2 separate regions of the Homo sapiens genome follow, and region 1 is linked to region 2. Evidence: read pairs that join two places in POLR2A ChIA-PET (ENCODE). Cell type or tissue: Panc1. All regions are shown on one strand. Links, peaks and the distances in the headings refer to the core of each region. The heading gives the core; the rest is flanking DNA.

The links. ChIA-PET counts read pairs that join two places held together with the same protein. Peaks named below come from ENCODE experiments on the same cell type or tissue, not always from the same donor. Only the 100,000 strongest peaks of a DNase experiment are listed, where the experiment ranks them.
Region 1: POLR2A ChIA-PET joins it to region 2 with 10 read pairs; 7 of 35 experiments call an interaction of 5 or more read pairs at or near these places.

Annotation. Positions count from the first base shown.
Region 1 is chr17:81,519,934-81,530,930 of GRCh38, forward strand. FSCN2 (fascin actin-bundling protein 2, retinal) reads left to right here and starts at 8,444. Exons shown (of 5, transcript NM_012418.4): 1 at 8,444-9,424. The coding sequence starts at 8,599. RefSeq lists enhancers at 1-101, 8,366-8,892, 8,893-9,418. In Panc1, for the core only: no CTCF peak of the experiment used is centred there; no DNase peak of the experiment used is centred there.
Region 2 is chr17:81,405,327-81,416,323 of GRCh38, forward strand. All of the region lies in intron 2 of BAHCC1 (BAH domain and coiled-coil containing 1), which reads left to right. Among named protein-coding and RNA genes, the nearest start is that of MIR4740, 10 kb to the left of the region's middle. RefSeq lists enhancers at 262-816, 7,735-8,436 and silencers at 3,783-4,077, 7,095-7,342. In Panc1, for the core only: no CTCF peak of the experiment used is centred there; no DNase peak of the experiment used is centred there; H3K27ac peaks cover 3,473 bases.

The DNA of each region.
Region 1 (10,997 bases), core at 2,959-7,958, 110 kb after region 2:
GAAAAGGAAAGGAAGGGGCTGAGAGGCTGGATCGAGGCAACCCAGCAGGAAAAGGTGGCTCCAGGGCTGGAGGGGTGGGACTCAGAGATCTCACTACATACACCTGCTGGGGACAGAGGCTTCTCCGGCCTTCCCAGGGCTGGGCCAGGCCGTGGCAGGGGCCGCCCCAGACCTGTGTCCCAAGGGGCCAGGTTGTTTGCGGCTGGGCTGGCTCCGGGAAAGTCAGAGGGGGCACTGCCGGACAGGGGATGTCCAGTGCCACACCAGGGCGGTCACACTTCCTCCTGGGGCCGTGGGGACACAGGAAGGCCTAGGGGAGGGGTGGGGGGAGAACACACTCAGGAGGTGACCCTGAAGGTGGAGAGGCCCGAGCTGGGGTCACACCATGCCCAGGGAAGGATCATGGTTGGCCCAACCCATGTGTCCACTTGGTCTGTGGGAGGGAATCACCCTGGGGAGCCCCCTATGCCTGGCCCCCACCCACACACACCTTGGGCTCTCTTGAAGGTTAACTGTGCCCAGCACCTTGACAAGCCCCATTTCCTCCAGTCCTTAGGACAAGGCATCCTTTGGGGGCGTCACCAAGCTGGGAAGGTGAGCCCCCGAGTCAGTGTTGAGTTTGCGTATCGGCAAGTGCCTTGAGCTCACACCCCTGGAACTGGCAGTTTGGTGAGAGATGGAATTTCAAGTTGAGAACTGGCCTGGGATTTTGAACGCTTAGTCCCTGTCTCTTGCTGGCACTGCTGCTGATGAGAAATGAATGTCACTGGATTCCTGATCCAGAGTCCAGGTGTTGTGTTTCTCTAAGAGCCTTCAGGCTTTTCCTTGCTGATCTAAAACTGCTTCATGTCCCTGGTGATGCTTTTGCATTCATTATCTTGGCTACTTCCTAGGCCCTGTTCTTGCTAATTTGCTTGTATTATTTCTTTTACAATTTCTTTCTTTTGTTTTCTGTTCTTCTGTTTTGGGATTTCTGTTAATTGGGCATTATACCTTCTGGATTTATTCTCTAATATTCTAGTTTTTTTCTTCTGTCTACTTTTTTAAACCTTCTGGGATATTTCCTTGACTTCTAACCCTTCAGCGGAGTTTTTCATTTTATTTATTATAGTTTTTAACCTTTTGGTTTTGAAATTTTTTTTTCTTTTTTTGAGACAGAGTTTCACTCTTGTTGCCCAGGCTGGAGTGCAATGGTGCGATCTTGGCCCACCGCAACCTCTCCCTCCCAGGTTCAAGCGATTCTCCTGCCTCAGCCTCCCTAGTAGCTGGGATTACAGGCATGTGCCACCACGCCTGGCTAATTTTTGTATCTTTAGTAGAGACAGGGTTTCTCCATGTTGGTCAGGCTGGTCTCAAACTCCCGACCTCAGGTGATCCACCCGCCTTGGCCTCCCAGAGTCCTGGGATTACAGGCATAAGCCAAGCCCAGCTTTTTTTTTTTTTTTTTTGAGACAAGGTCTTATTCTGTCATCCAGGTTAGAGTGCATTGGTGCCATCTCAGTTCACTGTAACCTCGACCTCCCAGGCTCAAGCAAACTTCCCACCTCAGCCCTCTCCATCCCCCAGCAGCCAGGACTACAGGTGTATGCCACCATGCCTGGCTAATGTTTGTATTTGTAGTAGAAATAGGGTTTTGCCATGTTACCCAAGCTGGTCTTGAACTCCTGGGTTCCAGCAGTCCACCCGACTTGGCCTCCCAAAATGCTGGGATTACAAATGTGAGCCACCACACCCAGCCTTTGTTTTGAAATTTCAAACTTACCTCGTTTTAAACATCTTGACACATTTGCTTATCATTCTCCTTCTATTTCTGAGCCCTTTGGAAGCAGGTTTCAGGCATGATGCCCTTACTATTTTAGGGTGTGTTTCCTAAGAACAAGGATGTTTTCTTCTATAACCACAGAACAGTGATCAAAATCAGGCAACATCAGTATCACACTGTTTATCCAATTGACAGGCAATGATGGCGTGGATCATACAACTTCGGTAATGACACTTGTCCCAGAAATGTCCTCCGTAGTGTGTTTTCCTCATCTAATCCAAAATCACGTTATAACGTTTTGTTGTCATAAACTTTTTTTTTTGAAACGGAGTCTCACTCTGCACTCTGTTGCCCAGGCTGGAGTAGAGTGGCACGATCTCGGCTCACTGCAACCTCCGTCTCCTGGGTTCAAGCAATTCTCCTGCCTCAGTCTCCTGAGTAGCTGGGATTACAGGCGTGGACCACCACACCCAGCTATTTGTTGTATTTTTAGTAGAAATGCAGTTTCACCATGTTGGGCAGGCTGGTCTCGAACTCCTGACCTCGTGATCCGCCTGCCTCGGCCTCCAAAAGTGCTTGAATTACAGCCCGGCCAAACTATCATACTTTTAATTCCCAAGGCCTCTCTTGTTCTCTGCACCATTTCATTAACTATAGGCAATGAGACTTTTTTAGAAAGCAGACCAACTTGAATGCATGGAGCTGAGTGGCGTGGCGTTGTCCCCAAGGGAGCTGGGTGACACCACGATGGTGACCATGTGCAGAGCCCTTCTCACCGTAGAGTGATAAATGGTCCGTTTCTGTTTTGTCCCAGAAGTCAGAGGTAGAGTTAATTCCTTTCCTTTCCCCAGCACGGTTCCTGGCACACCTGGCACTCCCTAAGTGCCTGTGATGGTTGGTTCTTACGTGACTGAACTTGCGGGTGGACGTGGCATTACACGTGGGCAGGGCGTATGTACACCTGTGTGTGTGTGTAGATGCAGGTTCGCAGGGGCTGGGCAGAGGCCGCCACCTGCAGACCTGTGGGCTCGTTCACGCCAGGTGTCCATGTCTGTGGTGTGCCCCTGTGTGTAAGTCCAGCTGGGCTGTAGACAGCCATCTCTTCTCTGAAAGTTGATCTGTTCGTCACTCTAAGCCCCAAGCAGCCAGGGGCTCATGGGATTTTCATGAACACTCTCCTCCTGTCCCCTGCATGTGCAAAGGTCCTGGGGCTCAGGGGTTGGAGGCTCCATCGCCCCAGTGGTTGTGAGGCATCTGGGCTTGTCCAGACACCTTCGCTTCTGCCCTCGGGGTCCCTTTGGGGACTTTTGTCCTTGCTGGGGTCCAGAGTTTTCTGGCAAGGCCTAGAGCCCTCTTCCTCCCCTCCCCTTCCAGGCACAGCCCCCCACCAGCACCTTATGATTTCACAGAAGACAAAAGCCAGCAGACTGTGTGGGCTGTCTGCCCTGAGAGTTCCAAGGCGAGGCTCCGGAGCAGCCAGCCGTGAACCCCAACTGCAGTTCGGGAAGCTGCTTTCGGGGAGGGGCAGGGAGGGGAGGGGGATTCTCGGAGCAGGCAGGCAGCCACGCTGGAGAGCCCCTCCCCAAGCTCTTCATTCCAACCCTGCCCTGCCCCCTGCCTTGCCGATGGAGCCTGTCACCCTAAACCTGGCCTCAGTAAACCAACCCAGGCCAGAGAAAGAGAAGTGCGGCCCCCTCGCCCGTGTAAGTGGAACTGCAGCGGAGCCGATAGCTCAGCCATGAAAAAATCATGAGGTCGCCAGGCTGCAGGTCTGTGCTCAGGAATAACACCCGGGGCTGGGCCCCTGGGAGTAGGTGCTGGGCCAGGAGTGAGGACATCAAGGCCCGGTGTGCCCAGCAGGGTGGCCCTCACCTGGCTGCAGGGCCAAGGGGACAACAGAGCCTAGGCAGGGGCTTGGCACGGGGACAAGGGGGAGGGTGGAGTACCTGGGAATCACTGGAGACAGGGATGCCAACAGGAGTGGCAGCGGTCAGGGCCTGGCACTGAGGTGGGGGCTCCTCCGATGCCTGCAGGGAGGGCTGCAGGCACTGCTGGCCTGTGAAAGGCGTGGTCCTCAGCCGCGGGGTGGCCCCAGGGCTCCATTTCCCAGTTTTCAGGGCTCCAGTCCAGCAGGGCGAGGAGCCACCTCTCCCCCAGCTGCACACACGCAGGCCTGTGCCAGCTCACACCACCAGCATCAGCGTTGCAGGGCATCCAGCCTGGAGCACGTGCCGGTCACCATGGCAGCAGACAGCGTGCCAGCAGGAGCCCAGGCTGGGCTCAAGCATCCAGGATCAGTGGTCTAGGCATGGGGGGCTTGGGGTCCTTCCCCTTGGAGCACCAGACGGGCCAACTCGGGGAGGGGAAGGGGGACCCTGGAGCACCAGGACAGCCCGTCCACCAGCACCTCAGAAAGGGAACGATTTCCTAAGGGCTCTCGGGAAACCTGAGGGTGGACACCAGGTGCCGGTGGGGGCGCATGGCTTCCTGGTCCTGCCCAGCTGGCCCCGCACTGAGAGGGATGGAGGCCGAGGCTCAGGCCTCGGGAGGCTGCCAGGGGATTCTGATGGCTGAGGCATTCCTTGCCCTCTGGGCTCAGGTGAGGCCAGGAAGTCTGTCACAGCTGGCTGCTCCCTGGACCAGGGGGCTGGGGGTACTGCTACCCCAAACAGCCTCTCACTGCCCACCGGGACAAGGCACCCCCTCCCAGGTGCAGACCTCAGCTTGGGCCTCAGGCACACACTGGGCAGGGGCTTCCACCAGCCTCAGAGGTGGGCGAGGGTGGGGCGTGGAGCCCTCAGTGTGGCAGCGCCTTTGAATGTCGCCACAGTGCAGCCTGCACAGGTCAGGGTGGCAGGCACGTGTGTATCCCATGTGAGTGGTTGGTTGGCACCTCCGGAGGTGTGGCCACAGGGCTTGGTGAGGGTCAGTGGGAGGGGTGCTTCCTGTTGCCTGAGAACACTGCAGGGGGCTAGAGTGCCCCAGCCCACCATATGCTCTTGTGAGTTGTGTATGTCTGGAGTATGAGTGGGACCCTGGAAATAGCCTCCCTTGGGCAGTGTACAACCTGGGCTCCCTGCTGGGCAGCCCTGAGTAGGCTCTCAGGCTGGGATCCAGGATGACAGTCCCAGGGTCCAGAGTTGGCCCAGCAGGCGACTCTTCTGGCAACCTTTGCCCACCCTCATCCATGAGCACCTTCACACACACACACACACACACACACACCACACTCACACACATGCACAACGCTGCACCCATGGGCAGAGGCTCAGCCCATCATACAAGAACCCGGCCCTGTGCTGGGGTCCCAGCTGCTCAGGAGGCCAAGGTGGGAGGATCGCCGGAGCCCAGGAGTTCGGGGCTGCCACTGGCCAAGATAGCGCCACTGCAGTTCAGCCTGGGTGACAGAGCAAAACCCTGTCTCTAAGATAAATAAAAAGAACCAGACGGCCAGGCACGGTGGCTCACGCCTGTAATCCCAGCACTTTGGGAGGCCGAGGCAGGTGGATCACCTGAGGTCAGGTGTTTGAGACCATGCTGGCCAACATGGTGAAACCTCATCTCTACTAAAAATACAAAAACTAGCGGGGCGTGGTGGTGGGCGCCTGTAGTCCCAGCTACTTGGGAGGCTGAGGCAGGAGAATCGCCTGAACCTGGGAGGTGGAGGTTGCAGTGAGCTGAGATCACGCCACTGCACCCCAGCCTGGGCGACAGAGCAAGACTCTGTCTCAAAAAAAAAAAAAAAGGCTGTGCCTGGTGGTTCACGGCTGTAATCCCAGCACTTTGAGAGGCTGAGGAGGCCAGATCACAAGGTCAGGAGTTCGAGACCAGTCTGACCAACATAATGAAGCCCCGTGTCTACTAAAAAATACAAAAAAAATTAGCTGGGTATGGTGGCAGGCGCCTGTAATCCCAGCAACTCGGGAGGCCGAGGCAGGAGAATCACATGAACCTGGGAGGCAGAGGTTGCAGTGAGCCAAGATTGTGCCATTGCACTCCAGCCTGGGTGACAGTGTGAGACTCTGTCTGAAAAAAATAAAATAATTAATAATAACCAGACTCCCGACATCCAACAATCTCAGGCACTTATTAAGTACCTGCTGTGTGCCAGAAATTTTGCTGAGAATCCAGAGGAAGCGATCCTAGCAGGTGGCTGGGCAACAGCCTGGGGTCCTGAGGTGGAGGCAGGAGGGGCTGGAATCCCTGTAAACGGCCTCCCTCCAAGGAAGCCTGGCCCAGGCGCCCACCCTTCAGTCACCCTCCCCTGTTTAGCTCACACAGCTGGGTCAGTGCCAGGCAGCCCCACCCAACGTGGAGCTGTGGGGCCCTAGAACTGAGGAGCCGCCATCATTTCTGGCTCTGCCACCAAGAGGCTGCCCAGAGCCAGGCCCACTTAGTGCCGGGCGGCCAGGCTTCCCCCTGCTGAGCACCCGATGCCTAAGCGCCCTGCCAGCCCAGACAGCGCTAATGAGGCCGTCGTGCCAATCAGAGGGGCAGGCCGCCTGGGCTCCTCCTCAGCCTGGCTGGGCGTTGGGGTGTGGAGGTGAAGCCAGTGTCTGTGCCTGGGGTGGGGGGGACCATGGGCACAGCTGCCCCTCCGGCTTCCCCCACCGCTCACGGACCAACCGAGCTGTACCCTCAAAATCCAACGGGAGGCCGGGCGCAGTGGCCACGCCTATCATCCCAGCACTTTCAGAGGCCGCGGCGGGCAGATCACTTGAGGTCAGGAGTTCGAGACCAGCCTGGGCAACATGGTGAAACCCCATCTCTACTAAAAATACAAACATTAGCCGGGCACGGTAGCAAGTGCCTGTAATCCCAGCTACTTGGGAGGCTGAGGCAGGAGGACTGCTTGAGCTCGAAGGTTCCAGTGAGCCAAGATTGCGCCACTGGACTCCAGTTTGGGTGAGGAGCGAGACCCTATTTCAAGAAAAAAGTTTTTTAAAAAGAAGAGCCAATGGGAAAGTGAGGTGCAGGCAGCACCCTAGCTTGTATCCCTAAACCAGAGACAGTTCCCTGGCATCGGTGCTAGGCCTGTGTCCTCAGTCCCCTGGAAACTGTGGGAGAGTGTGTGTGGGCATCGTCTCTGGGAAGGGGGTGAAACCCCAGACTGCGTCTCCCCAGGATGGTGCCTGGCACGTGACCTGGTTTCGCACACAGTTGGTGCCTCATAAATGCGTGTGAATCATAGAGGCGGATGAGGCCAGCACACAGGGAGAGGCGAGAGCAGGCCCTGGCGTCGTGGCGTACGCTGTGCCCTGGGGGGTATTTGCATGTGGGAGTCTCTCTGCCCCCACCCTGGCCCCTGAGCGTGGGGACAGTGGGGACAGGTCTCCTCTTTTTCCTCCCCTGTGTCTGCAGGTGCCTGGCACGGTTGCTGTCCAGGGCTTAGAGGACAGAGGAAGAGCCCCTGAGTCTGTGCACACTCTGCCACCATGGCCCTGCCCACCTCTGGAGCCCACAGGTGCCCAGCCCAGGCCCCTTGCTTTTGGCTAGACTCCTGCCCTACGGGGACCCCCATGATGGCCACTCAGGAGATGGGCCCAGGAGGACAGGGGAGTGACTCCAGGCCATGACCGGAAGGGGCCTGTGGCCCCTGTTCCCAGTCCCCAGGGAGACGGGAGGGTCACACGCTGTTATGAGGAAGAGGACACCGGGCTGGCCCTGGCCCAGGGTGGCCAGCTCTGGTTTCACTACTTGGCCCCAAGCCCCTGAGGCAGGTGCAGGAGCCAGGCACGGTGAGCAGGGCCCAGTGCCCCTCAGGCTCTGGGGAAGGGGTACAGCCAGGTGGCCCAGAGCAAGGAGGTGCTGTAGACAGGTGTGACCACTTCCAGTCTCTCCCGGCCTGCTGGCCTTCATCCTCTCCCAGATTCCAAGGGCCACCGCTGGGAGCATGGGGTGGACATCGTCCCACCAGCCTCCTGGATCCACATCCGTAAAGACTCCAAAGTGAAGTGAGGCTGGCTTCACTCCAGCTCACAGCAGAGGAGGGGGCAGCCTCAGGGCCCAGCAACTTGCTCAGAGCGCACAGGAGTGCGCTGGGGCCGGGCCAGCCTGGCCCAGGGCCTCTGACTCTGCCCCCTGCCTGCAGGGCTGCACGGCCACTGTGTTCCACCCTCCAGCGTGGGTGGCAGTCCAGTGCGTCATTCTGGGGCCTGAGCAGTGTGGCCAGAGGCCGGTCTGGGGTGGAGGCGACCTGGGCTGCAGGTTGTGGCTGGGGTCCTTGCTATGCTTCTGGCAGCAGGAATCAGAGAAGCAGTAACTGGATCCAGCTGAGGGCCTGGCGGCCACCGAGGGTACGGGCGGCGATCAGGTTGCGGCCGAGCCGTGAGCGTTCCACTGGACGGCTTCTACATCCGGAAGGGCTGGGCCGGGCCGGGCCGGGAGCCCACACGGGGTTGGAGGAGGGGGGCAGGAACGAGAGAGGCCAAAAGGTGCAGGGCCGTGAAGAGGGGCGCTGGGCCCACGCTATGAGGAAAAGGGGATCAACCCTGCCCTCCAGCCCCGTAGGCCCTCAGGCCCTCGGGCTCTGGGCTCTGTGCAATCCGGGAGTGGCTGAAATCCAAGCTGAGGGTAATGAAAGGTGCTGCTCCTAAGCCGCACGTCTCTGATCCGCCCTCCCCGCCCGCCCTCTGCTGCCCGCGGGCCCTCTAAGAGCTGCCCAGGCTGCTGCCGCGGGTCAGAGGCGGGTCAGAGCAGGCAGGGGGTTCGTGACGCCGGCTGGGTCTGGGGGCTGTGGGCCAGCCGAGCCGACCCGGGCTTCTGGGGGACCGCGGGGGCCGTGAGCACTCAGAGGGCGCATCCCAGGCCCCTCCGGGGACCCGGCCAGCCTGAAGATGCCGACGAACGGCCTGCACCAGGTGCTGAAGATCCAGTTTGGCCTCGTCAACGACACTGACCGCTACCTGACAGCTGAGAGCTTCGGCTTCAAGGTCAATGCCTCGGCACCCAGCCTCAAGAGGAAGCAGACCTGGGTGCTGGAACCCGACCCAGGACAAGGCACGGCTGTGCTGCTCCGCAGCAGCCACCTGGGCCGCTACCTGTCGGCAGAAGAGGACGGGCGCGTGGCCTGTGAGGCAGAGCAGCCGGGCCGTGACTGCCGCTTCCTGGTCCTGCCGCAGCCAGATGGGCGCTGGGTGCTGCGGTCCGAGCCGCACGGCCGCTTCTTCGGAGGCACCGAGGACCAGCTGTCCTGCTTCGCCACAGCCGTTTCCCCGGCCGAGCTGTGGACCGTGCACCTGGCCATCCACCCGCAGGCCCACCTGCTGAGCGTGAGCCGGCGGCGCTACGTGCACCTGTGCCCGCGGGAGGACGAGATGGCCGCAGACGGAGACAAGCCCTGGGGCGTGGACGCCCTCCTCACCCTCATCTTCCGGAGCCGACGGTACTGCCTCAAGTCCTGTGACAGCCGCTACCTGCGCAGCGACGGCCGTCTGGTCTGGGAGCCTGAGCCCCGTGCCTGCTACACGCTGGAGTTCAAGGCGGGCAAGCTGGCCTTCAAGGACTGCGACGGCCACTACCTGGCACCCGTGGGGCCCGCAGGCACCCTCAAGGCCGGCCGAAACACGCGACCTGGCAAGGATGAGCTCTTTGATCTGGAGGAGAGTCACCCACAGGTGGTGCTGGTGGCTGCCAACCACCGCTACGTCTCTGTGCGGCAAGGTAGGGAGGGCACAGGTGGCGACCTCCTGAGGGGTGCTGGGACCCCCCTGCTTCAGGGAGGAGGCCGTGGGGGTCTCACGGGGAGTGGTATCGTGTCTGTGCGTTCACATGTCTGTTCTGGGCTGGGGGTCCATGTGGGACATGTGTGGCCACTCAGGGTGTAGGTGGGTGGGCCTCGGGCCATGCCCAGGCGACCCCCACTGAGGGGTGGTGGCTTCAGGGTCAGAGGCAAGGGTTCCTGGCCTTTCTCAGCATAGCTGGAGAATGTCTCAGCCAAGCCCTGGGCAGCTGCGGAGTCTGAGACTGGAGAGGTGTGGGCCAGGCGATGGGCAGTGCCCAGCAGGGGCAGGAGGCCCACAGCCTGGCCTGGTGCCATGAGGGGCATGTGGGCAGGAGGCTGTGGGGGGTCCATATCTCCCCTTCTTTTTCTCCACCCCATTTTCTGGACTTCATTTATTTATTTATTTTTTGAGACAGAGTCTCGCTCTGTCACCCAGGCTGGAGCGCAGTGGCGTGATCTCGGCTCACTGCAAGCGCCGCCTCACGGGTTCACGCCATTCTCCTGCCTCAGCCTCCCGAGTAGCTGGGACTACAGGCGCCCGCCACCACGCCCGGCTAATTTTTTGTATTTTTTAGAAGAGACGGGGTTTCACTGTGTTAGCCAGGATGGTCTTGATCTCCTGACCTTGTGATCTGTCCACCTCGGCCTCCCAAAGTGCTGGGATTACAGGCGTGAGCCACCGTGCCCGGCTGCATTTTCTGGACTTTAAAGGAAATTGGGGAGGAGCCCAGGGTAGGGCAGGGAGCTGGGGATCGGGCGGGGATAGCACCACCACGTGCCTGACCAGTGGAGCCTCGTGTCCTCAGGAGTGGGGGGGCTTAAGGTCAGCTCCAGTGATGGAGGACACGGTGGGCAGGCAGCTTTACCCGGGGCCTGGGCTCCTGGTGGGGAGGCACCTCCCTGCCCCAGTGGGGCGTGGCCTGGCTCTCCCCAGTTCCCAGGTCACCAGTTGCCTGTCTGTGTGACTCCCTCCACCGCCTATGGGGTGAACCCCAGCAGTTCCTCCTTCCCCACAAGCTGAGCTCTGAGGGAAAAGCCCTGGCCCGGGCAGTCACTACCCACCTGGGCTCCTGGCTCCATGCACCCCAGAGTGGCTCGGAGGTGGTCTGAAAAGGCGAGGTGGGGAGAGCCGGGTGCATGGAGCTCCTCCTCCCAACTCAGGTCCTTCCAGACCAGCATCAGCTGGGCAAGGAGAGCTCCCCTGTCTCCTGGCAGCTCCCAGGTGCCCACCAAGCCCCCACCCTGACGGATGTCCAGGCCCCCTGGGTACACTGACACTCTGGGGCCAGATGGCAGAGGCCCCACCCTGTGCATGGAGAGGGGAGCCCAGCCATGGCTATGGGGTCCTGCACCTGCAGTTGGCATCCTCGGGCCTGTCCCAGCAGTGACAGGGTCCCAGGAGTGAGAATTCAACTGTGGATGCACGGCCATGGCCCTTCCTTCCTATCACAGCCCACAGTCCAGCTGTAATGCCTGCTGGCCTGGGCCCAGGCCGGGCATGTGGCAATCCTT
Region 2 (10,997 bases), core at 3,361-8,360:
AAGTGCTAGGATTACAGGTGTGAGCCACCGTGCCCGGCCTCTGGTGTCTTTTGAGGCAGCAGATGTTTATATATAGCCACTTCCCAGGAGTTTTAAACATCCACCCTGGGGTTGGAGTAAGGGTAACTCCCTTTACTCCCTCCTCTTCCTTGGCTGTTTCTTAACTCAATCTGCCTCCCCCGCCCCCAATCCTGGCAGGGCCTTCTAACTCCCAAAGGACTATATTTCCCAGAATACCCTGATCTAGCTCCAGGGTCTGAGCCCGAGACTGTCCATGTCCCTGGGCTGGGAATTCCCAAGCACAGATAGAGTTCAGCCAGTGCCGCTGGGAATAAATACTTTCCTGGTGGAAGAAAGCCTTGCTCCATCGTGCCCCCCTGCCCTTCCTTCTGGAAGAGGCTTCTGGGCCCCCCGGTCTGGCTTCCTCCCTACCATAAATACCTGAATATAGGCCCATAACAAATGGGACCTGTCCTCTGTCCTCTGCCCTCTGGATCCTGTGAGGCAGCTACTGTGATTGTCCTGGCCAACGCCCCACCGGAGAGTCTCCCCCAACCCCCTGAGCTCAGTACATGGCATATGCCCTCTTTTGGAGTGGTCTTCTCAGAGGGGCCTGGTTGCCCATCAGCTGCTGTGGAAGCGATACAGGGACTCCTCCTGGGTAGCAGCAGGGCCAGCCTCTGCCTAGGGAGTCCCTCGAGAAAATACCGCCCAGCCTTTGGGGTGCCCCCTTGCCCTCCTGACACCCTCAAACAACAGAAGCTGCCTGCCTTCTTAATGGGTTCATCCTGAATGAGAGGTTTCCAAAAAGAAGCCCTCCCTCAAGACAGGCACTGCCTTGTTCCCCTGAGGAGGGAGGCAGGCTCGTCCTGGCCTGTCCAGGGGAGGGTCCGAAACCCTTGGCTCCTGGACAGCCTCCTTGAGGGGAGATGGCCTCCCCTTGTGTCCCCCACCTCGCAGACGTGCTGTGAATGGGCTTGGACTCAGAGCACGCCCCTGTCTGTTGGGTAGGTGGGTTACTTGCTCTGCATTCCCCCTCCCAGCCCCCGCTCCCCGCCCACCTGGGAACGGCTTCCCTGGGGTTCCCCGGTCCCCATTAACCTCTGGGACCTCATTTCCCCTCACCGAAGACACAGTGTAACAAGCAAAAAAAACATCAGAGCCAGCGTGCAGTGTCTGGAAAATCACCCGCAGCCCAGGCCCTTCTGCAAAGGATGGGGCCTGGAAGGGCCTCGGGCGTGGGACCGCACTCCGCTCGGGCTCCGCCCGCTGACGTTTTTATGGGATAATATACCGTTTCGCTCACGCAGGCCTATTTGTCAGTGGGCTGCCCCTGTTTGTTGTAATCTATAATATTACTGCCTCCCGTGGCCCCAGAGCAGCTGCCGCGGGAGAATCCAGGGATGGTGGGCGCTAGGTGTGCGCTGAGGGGATGTGGTGGCAGGCGCTGGGGGCAGGCGGCGCCCAGGTCCTGGTTATGAGGTCGGCGCGGGGTTTGCAGCGAGCCTCGGGTCTGGTGGGGAGGCGTCCAGCGCCCAAGCTGGGAGCCAGCCGGGCTGGCATGCTGCAGCTGTCCACACGATTAGGTTCCCGATCGGATCAGCCAGGAAGTGGGTTTTTTTCATTCTGACCTGCTGTGGCGAGGAAGGGAGGGACAAACAGGTGGGCTGGGTTCCTGCCTTCCCTTCTCTCCCCTAGGATCCCCCAAGAAAAAGTCCAGTGTCTTGAGATGCGGGGACTCTGAGGCTGGCCGGAAGTGCTGCCCCTCTCCGGGGTCTGTGGGAGACCCACTGTCACTTGCAACTGTGAGGAACGGCAGAGCAGCCCCTTGCCCCAGCTCAGTGCAGGGACATGGTTTTCCAGTGGAAATTTCCAGAAATGGGGGATGGGTGTGCTTCCAATAGGGTCCTCTGAGCAGCAGGCTGGGCTCCCTGAAGCGGAGGGTGACATTGGGGGGCAGTGCCTTCTTGGGGTACCCCACCAAAAAAGAGAAGCCTTAGCCATATTAAGTAAGAAAGAAACCAGCCTGCTGGCGTCTTCAAGGGAAGTCGGGTCTCAGTGCGACTCCCTCTCTCTCCGGTCCTTGGAGCACAGTTGAAGCTTTGCTTTCTTCCCCTGAGACTTCTGCAACCAGGGGCGCCTCCTGTTCTTAACACATGGCATGGGTGAGAGTGAGCAGATCCAGGGAAGAAGAGATGGGGGATGCCCAGACCGGAGACCCAAGAGACCTGAGCCCAGGATGGGGGTGCCATGGTGGGTGGGAGAAGGGGCTGCGCTGTGGGGCAGGTCCCCTCTCAGGCATGAACAGACATTGCCGCCTGGCAGGGGTTTCCTGGCTCTGTGGACGTAGAGCTGTGGCCCCCTCTTGGGTGAGGCCCACTCTGCAGACCCCAGTAAGGATATCCCAGCGGGGTCTAGCCACAGGTTCACTGACCAAGCTCACAGCTGCTCACACTCACAGATGTGGCAACATACACCTGCTCCTGTGTGCTCACACCATGAGGCAGGTGTTCACCTGCACACACACACTCACACTGTTCACAACTGGCCCACAAGGAGTCCCACTCCAGTGGCCCCTGGGAAAGCCAGGTTGCTTAGTGACTGGCACGGGCACCTGTCTGCCCCCTACGTCCTCCCCAACTGCTCCATCCTCCGTCTCCTGGCTCCTGGTTCCTGGCCACCTGCAGGAGGGAGCAGAGCCCCAGATCCACATGACCCTCTGTGGCTCAGCCTCCCTTCAGCGCCTTCCCCGGCCCCCTTCCTCCTGCTGCCCCTGTGTGGCTGTGGACCGTGTCCTCGGGCTCCAGCTGAACTTGGCCTTGCCCTTTCCTGAGCTCTTGCTCGGCAGGAGGAGGACATTCCCGTCAAGATCAATTCCAGTGCGTGGCGAATGCCTCGGGGCCAGGTCTGGTCCCGGGCCTGCCCTGAGGCTGTCTGGTTGTCCTGGAAGCCGCTGCCTGCATGGGGCACTGCTTCCTGTCCTGTGTGGCCACCTCCACCCCAGGCCTCTGCGCCTGGGGTCCTAGAGGTTCCTAGATGCTCGGCTACCCCAGGCCCCACCTGCCTCCCACCCCCCAGGCTCCCACCCTGCACCCCCACCTCTCAGCTGCCCTCAGTACCGTCTCTGCCCACCGTGCCCTGCCCCTCCTGGGGCCTACCCCTGCCTGGCCCTTTACTTGGGCAGCTTCTACAATCCCCAGTGCCTGCCCCTGCCACCCTGGAGTTCTGATCCCGGCGTCACATCCTCTCAGAGCCCCCGTGTGACTCTGCCTAAGTGGAGAGGGGTCCCCGACTGCTCCATGCCCACCTCTCCTTTCCTCCATGCCCCACACCAGCTGAGCTGTTCTTGGCCTGCAGCCCTTCTTGTCCCCTTCTATGACCTCCCAGCCCTGACCACCCACCTGGGTCTGTCCCACAGAGCCTGGCAGCAGCCCCTGCCCAGCCCCCCTGGCTGGCTTGTTTGGGGCCAGTGCCTTTCCCCTGATATCAGCCACCTTTCCTGGGAGACTGCAGGCTCCTGAGTCTGGGGGTGGAAATGTCCTTCTGTCCCTTCCTATCCCCAGAGCTGGGCTGAGCCACACTGGCCTCCGTCTCCTGCCCCAGTGCATAAGTGCCCATCCACGCTCAGGTGACGCGCACAGGCACGCGTGTGTGGGTGTGAAGAGCTCTGCTTTTCCCCTAGGATTTCACCCCCACACCGGAAAAGATGAACGATTAACTCTGGGAAAACTAAGTTAGGAGGTGGCAGTGGTGAGAGACCCAGCCAGGGTCTCTGGTCTCTTTATTAAAAATCAAGGTGTTCCCCCCACACTGGACCATGGCGTGGGGCCACAGGCTGCGTGGGCACCTGCCTGGGGGACATGGCAGCATCCCCTGGCCTTCGTGTAGCATCTTCAGTTGTCATGGCGGCTCCTGAGGCTGTGTGCGCTACACCTTAAAGGGTGTCAGAGCCCAGGGGATTGGCAGATGGCGCTGTCCTCTCCTGATTAGCGCCACACGAGGTGGTGGGAGACAGAAGTGGGGGTGGGGCTCCTGTCCCCCGAAGGCTGGAGCTGCGCCGGCTGAGTGGCCTGGGGAAGGGGGGAAGTGCGTGTGAATGGAGGGAGGCAGCCCACAGCTGTGAAGGAGGGTTCTGGAGGGCCAGGAGCGGGCTCAGGGTGGGGGCCAGTTCCTTTTCACCTCGTGGCCCTGGCTGGGGCTGTGAGGCGACTCCCTGATTGTCCACGCGGGGTCGCGGGGGTGCAGCTAGGATTGGGAGCAAGAGCCAGTGGCTTCATCTGGGTCATAGAGCACTAGTGGGTGAGGAGGGACACCTGGGGAGGGCTGCCTCTCCCCGCCCAAGGGCCTGCTCCCCTTGCCACTGACCAGAGGGAAATCGGGCCCAGGGAGAAGGCCGGGTGTGAATCAGCTGCCTCACCCTCTGCGACGTCTCCATCCACAGGCCGGCCCTGCAAGCACCTCCCCAGCAGGCTGGGCTGTGCCAGCGAGGGGGAGACCATGGCCCTGGGACTCATGTCACCAGGCAACAGCGCTGCCTCAGGCCCTTCACATTGTGGGTTTTGCCTTCCAGTCTTCAGGCCCGGGAGAGCACCTGGCCTCAGCGCCTGCCCGAGCTGAGGGGAGCGTGTGTAATGGGGCCCTGCCAAGCCACCTTGGCTGCAGCTGCCCCGGCCTAAGGTGGGGATCGGTGGCCCCTGCTCTTCCCTCCCTGAGTCTAGGCCTCCTACCTCTAAAATGGGCAGTTGCCCTGCCCTGCTGGAGGGTTGAGTGGGACTGGGGGATGCAGTTGTGGCCCCGGTGCCCTCCCAGGAGCACTGTGGCCGTCCGTGTCACCTGTGGGGGTCCTAGGAGCCTGCACGAGCTGCCGGAGGCACATGGCCTGTGCACGCCCCTTCCCTGGCGGAGACTCAGAGGCCTGGGGAGGAGGCGGCTGTACCTGGGACCCTTGGTGGGGCCTCCCCCCTGGGCAGCAGGCAGCGAGACTCCTGAGGGCCCACCTCATGCCTCAGGCCCAGGCCCTCTCCTCTGTGTCCATCGAGGGATTCTGTGGCCTTGAGGCCTTAGTCTGGCCGTAGAACTAGGAAACCTGGGCCCTTGGCTCCTGTGCCCTGGCACGGGGGTCCAGCTGCCCCACTTACCCCTACCTGTGCAGGGGCTTGCATGGTTTTGGTGTGAAGGTGGACGCCCACCCTCCAGCATGTCCTGGGGCGTTGGATGTGACTGGGATGGGCAGATGTGGACCTGCTCTGAGGCACCACGGGTCGAGGCACCACGGGTCCTGGCACCACGGGTCCTGGCACCACGGGCAGTGCAGACGCTCTGGACCCCCAGGTGGGGCCCAGGTGCTGGGGGGCCTTCGTGGCCTTCCGGGTCTACTGGGCTCTGGGACTTCAGAGAGCTTCCCAGTGGCAGAGGGGGACTGGCCCAGGGGAGACACCAGCAGATCATGTGGGATGGGACCACAGAGCTGGAAGAGCAAAGATGTCCCCGTATCCCCCCAGTCTCGGGGCGGGGGTGGGGGCTCTCTGCCTGGGGTTGGGGGACAATGAAGCAGGCTATGCTTCCCCGGAGTCCAGGGGTGGGGATGGCCGCTCATCAAACACTCTGCTCCCCCAGGGCGGGTCTCAGACCTCTCTAGGTCCCTCCCATGAAAGGAGGGCTTCGGAGCCGCACCTGGGTCTTTGTTGTCCATATGTCTGTGTGAAGGCCTGGGGCCCCCGTGCGCCTCCCCTCGGGCCTGAGGGGTCCCTCTCTCTGGGGTCACGCTCCCTTGTTCTCAGTCCCGCAGCCGTCCTCTGCGTGAGTCCATTCATCACGTGCCTGCAGGTGCCTGTGTCCTGTCTCTGCCCCAGGCTGAGGCCGAGGGTCTGCGCCACCTGGGCATGCCCAGTGGGGCCCCAGGAGGACTCGCCACCCCCAGTTGAGCAGCTCCCCTTCTCGGCAGCTCCCAAACCCTGACCCCAGACAGGCAGCAGGAGCTGGACGTGCCGTCAGCCCAGGCCCCTGAGAGTGAGGCTGGAGAGACGGGAGGCACCGGTGCCCTGTGGGTGGGAGCACTGCTGGCTCCATCCTCCACTGCATTCAAATTGATCAGGGAGGGTGGGGTTGGGGGGGAACAGGGTCCTTGAGGTCGTCAGCCAGCCCCACCCCTGCCTGCCTGCCTGCCTGCCTGCCTGCCTGCCTGCCTGCCTTCCTTCCTTCCTTCCTTCCTTCCTTCCTTCCTTCCTTCCTTCCTTCCTTCCTTCCTTGAGAGGCCTCTCTACCCAGCACCCACGAAGACGGGTGAGCTGCTGGCCACCCGAAGAGGGTGTGGGGTGGTCAGGTTTGGGGCATTCCAGACCTGAGGCCCTCCAGGCAGCTCCCCTTCCACTCTGCCCAGCCCACCCTGCCAGGGAGGCCTCAGCATAGTCCTTGAGCTCTGGGGGCCCCAACCCAGCCTCCCTGGGTCTCTGGGCCTTTGCCTCTACCCACACCTGCACGCCTCAGCAAGGTCGTTCCCGACAAGCCCCTCACCGCCCCGGCCCCTGCCCCTCCACACCCTGGTCACTCTTCCCTCCAGCTCAGCGCTTACCATCGTATCCCTGCATCCGAGGGTAGCTTTGCCACAGGAAGCATTTGCATTCAGCGAGACACACAGGCGCACAGGGACTCAAGTGTGGCCACGATTAGGGCAGGACCAGGGCCCCGTGGCCTCCTGGTTTCTGGCTTCAGCTGGTGACCCCCAGGAGGCCTGATGGCAGGTCCCCCGTCCCTGGCCGGTGAGCTGGCTGTGGAGTGGCAGGAAAGAGCCCAGCTCTGTGGTCCCCCAGGATCCTCCGGATCTCCGTAGTGGGACAGCTACCCCATCCGGCCAGCCCTGCCGTGGGCCCTGGTCACTCCAGGCCAGCAGGTCGCCTTGTGGGCAGTTTTCCTGGAAGCCAGTCCCCTCTCTGAGAGTTTTCATATCCCTTTGGGTGTCCTAAAAATAAACTTTTAATTTATTTTAATTGAATACCAAAATTAACTTAAATTGTAATGCATTTTTGGGCTAACTCTTAAAAAGCCCTTAGTGTGTGTAAATACAGATAAAATCAAAGAAAATTCAAAAAGTGTATGTGAGGCCATGCCATCCTTCTAACAAGTTGAGAGTTTGATGGTAAATACTTAGCAGAAATCCAAAGTGCCTAAGTCTGGAGGGCCTCAGGTGGGAGGCGGCTGGGGGTCAGAGACCCCTTGGGGCCCGTCGGCCAGGGCAGGGAGCAGCCACCACGCTTCAGCCTGCGTTGCTGACTCGTGCACGAGGCAGGTCTGTCTGGAGTCACCGACTCTCCCTCCTGGCCCTTCCCGTACCTTCCCGGGGGCTCTTTCCCCGTCCGCGCCCCCCGCCCCACCCTGTGGCTCTGTCTCTTCCCTGCATGAGTAGCTGGGGCTCTCTCCCACATGATCTCACAACTGGGTAGCTTAAAACAGCGAACATTGATTATTTCACAGCTTCTGTGAGTCGGGAATCTGACTCAGGGCCAGGTGTTGGCTGGGGCCTCGGACATATCCAGACCCAGCTGTGGGGAGTCCCCTCCAGAGGCCACCCTCCGGCTGTCGTGGGTGTGGGAGTGTTGCCGGCTGCTGGCTGGAAGGAGAGAGTGAGAGAGCGCAGGACGGAAGCTCGGTGCGGGTGCGGCCTCACCTTGCGGGGGCAGTGGGTGGGTGTCACTTCCTCCACATCCTCTTTCTAGAAACGAGTCCAGGTCCCGCCCACACCAAGCGCCAATTACATAAAGGTGAACACCAGGGTCCAGGGTTATCAGGGCCTTCTCTGAGGCCCCCCACAGCAGCCATACGCTCCCCAACCCCAGAGTGGGCCGTCGGGACCCCACCCGTGGCTGTGGCTGCCTCCCCTGTGCTGACCATGCCCCCCCCGGGCGCTCGCTGCTGGCTGGGGGAGACCTGCCCTCGGGGGTTTGTGCCTTTCCTCTGCCCCATGCCCTCGGCCTCCTTCCCTGTGACTTGGCCAAGCGTAAGCCCCGGGCTCACTGGAAGCCTCGCTCCTTCTCAGCCTCTGCACCCCCGTGCCAGCCTGGTCCTGGACATCTGAGGCGAGGCTGGCCCTGTTCGTCCCTCACCCCTCTTCCTCCCCCTTCTGTCTTCCCCCCACACCACACCACCGCCTCCACTCTGGGCTGTCCCCTCCGCAGCAGCGGGCCCCTGGATACCCGTGGACCGTCCCCACCCCAGCCAGGGCAGTGCTGTCCACGCAGGTGCAGTATCGTCTCAGCACCTGTGGGAGGTCCGTTCCCAGACGTCCTGCCTTGGTGGAGTGAGCAGACCCCGAAGCAGCCACAAGGCCGCGGGGGCTGCAGCAAGGTCCCAGGGCCCATGCGGGAGGCAGCCCGCTCGGACCACCTGTGGCTTCCCTGCACTCCAGGCTGGGCTCAGGGCGCGGGTGCGTGACCCTGGCCTGTCATGGGCACTCAGCAACTGTTCGTGTACCAGCCGGGTTAAGGTGTCCTTCTCTGGATGGGGCGCAGGGCTCGCTATGGGGTGCTGGGGCGGCTGTGTCCTCTGGTCTGGGCAGCGCTTTCTCCTTCCGTTTCTGCATCAGCTGCCTGCCTGGGTGGGGTCCGCAGGTGCGTCAGCCACCCCGGGGGCTCCCCCAGCCCACCTTGAGCTGACGCTGGCAGCCCACCTGGGTGCCCTTGGGATGGGGAGCTGGCCCTGGACCTGGCCTGCTGGATCCATGTGGTCTGAGCGTGTCTCTAGACTCTCCTCTGAAGCTGTGGGGGTGCCTTCTGAGCCCTGACCCGTGCCAAGGAGCCCCCGCACAGCAGCCCAAGCCACCTGCCCAGGACCAGCCGTGGCCCCCTCGATGTCCGCCTTGGCAGCAGAGCGGCTCCTCCCATGGCAGGACCTGTGCTGGGGCAGGGGCAACGGTGTGGGGGCACCTCCTTCAGCGAGGGCCAATGCCTGGCGCCCTGGCCTCTGGGGCAGGTCTTGTCTGGGCAGCAGAGGCTCAGGAGGGCGCTGGTTCTCCCAGTGGTCCGTGAGGCCGGCAGGGCATGCAGGCGGCCAGCATCACGGCCCGGACCCCACAGAGGCGGAGCTCGGGCTGTGGGGTTGGGTGCTGAGGGCACTAGGAGCTGCCGGACCTCACCAGGGCCTTTTCTCCCTCGGACCTCCCGTCTGGGCCCCAAACCCCCTCGGCCAGCCCCATCTACCCCATCCCAGAGGTCCCTGCCTGAGCCACCCACCTCGCCCGCTCCCCTGCAGAGTTCCTAGGAACGCCGAGTTTTTACCTCAGAGGCTGAGGTGAAAAGTAAGATGAATAAGATGAACGTGTGTGTCGTGAGGACGTGGGTCCGTGCGGCAGGAGCGCTGGCCGTCGGGAGGGCCTGGTGTGGCCGTCGGGGGCAGGAGGGACCGAGGTTCCCCGGGGTTCGTCACAGCCTCACCACGTGTCCCCAACCCCAAGGCCCCGGGACGGGGTGAGGCTGGGGGCGGAGGCGGCAGGCACCCCCTGGGCCCAGCCGTGCCCACTCCCCTGATCGCTGCCACGCTGCGCTGAGAAGTCCTGTGTGTTCCCTGGATCCCGGTGTGGTCTCCGTCTCCCACCCCGGCCTGTCGCATCCCCACCCGACTGGCCATTACCCGCCACGGTGTACTATCCTCGCCAGCAGCTGTTACCCGCCCCGGCGTACTGTCCTCGCCAGCAGCCGTGCACTCTGCACGTTTGCCCCCTGGTTCCCATTGGAGCTCTGCCCTTCCCGCCCCGGCCCCTCTTCCAGGGCCACCAGATGCTGCGCGGGGGGCTGGGGACGGGCCCGGGCGAGGGAGCTGGAGGAGGGCACCTGGCCGTGTGACCCCCACCCTCTGAGACCCGTCCGCTGGCAGCTTCCTGGTTCCTTCCTCTCCTCCACCCATCTTCCTGGACCCTGGGTTTGCCCATGCCTGGCTCGGTGCCACACAGCAGGGGACAGGTGTGCTCAGCCTCTTGGGGTCGCAGCAGGGTGCTGCCTGGAGGGGAGTTCCAAGGGGGACCTTCGTTGTGAAGGAGGGCAGGCTGGGCTTTTTGAAGGTGGCTGGGTGTGAACCACGCCTTGAGACACAGAGTTTGGCAGGGGGCATACGTCCCCCTGGAAGGGTAACGCGAGCGCGAGGCCCCATGTGGTTGGAGCCAGCTGTACCAAAAGCAGTTGGCTGGGAAATAACAGAAAATGGCACTTTAGTGGGGGCCGGTCCCTGCCCTTTCAGCCTGCAGTGACCTGTGCTGGCCCCAGCCCCTTCCTGGGATACTACAGCCTGAGCCAACCTCGTTTTGGGAGTCGGGCTCTTGGCACCTGGTCCTTCTTAGCACCAGGGGCAGGAGTGACCTGAGTCCCCTCGGTGGGAGGTGGAGCTCTCCCGGCCAACATAGCCACCTCCATGCTGGATGTGGTGATCACAGCGTGCGAAGCTGTCCCTGCTCCCTGACCTACCCCCCAGCCCTGCTTAAGCTGACTGACACAGACCATAGTTTCTCTCACCTGGGTGCGGGGACCCCAGCTCTGGGGGCTGCAACTACCCACAGAACCATCGAGGACGGCCCAGGATGGCTGTGGGCAGAGCGCCCCACCCTGCCAGGGAGACCATGGGCCTCACACCTCCAGGCAGGCCAGGCTGGGAAACAATGTGTGCGTGTGCGTGTGTCCATGAGGATGGGTGTATGCGCGTGTGTGTGTGTCCATGAGGATGGGTGTATGCGCATGTGTGCGTGTGTGTCCATGAGGATGGGTGTATGTGCGTGTGTGCGTGTGTGTCCATGAGGATGGGTGTGTGTGTGTCCATGAGGGTGGGTCTATGCGTGTGTCCATGAGGATGGGTGTATGTGCGTGTGTGCATGTGTCCATGAGGGTGGGTGTATGCGCGTGTGTACGTGTATGTGTGTCCATGAGGGTGGGTGTATGCGTGTGTGTACGTGTGTGTGTCCATGAGGGTGGGTGTATGTGCATATGTGTGTGTCCATGAGGGTGGGTGTATGCGTGTGT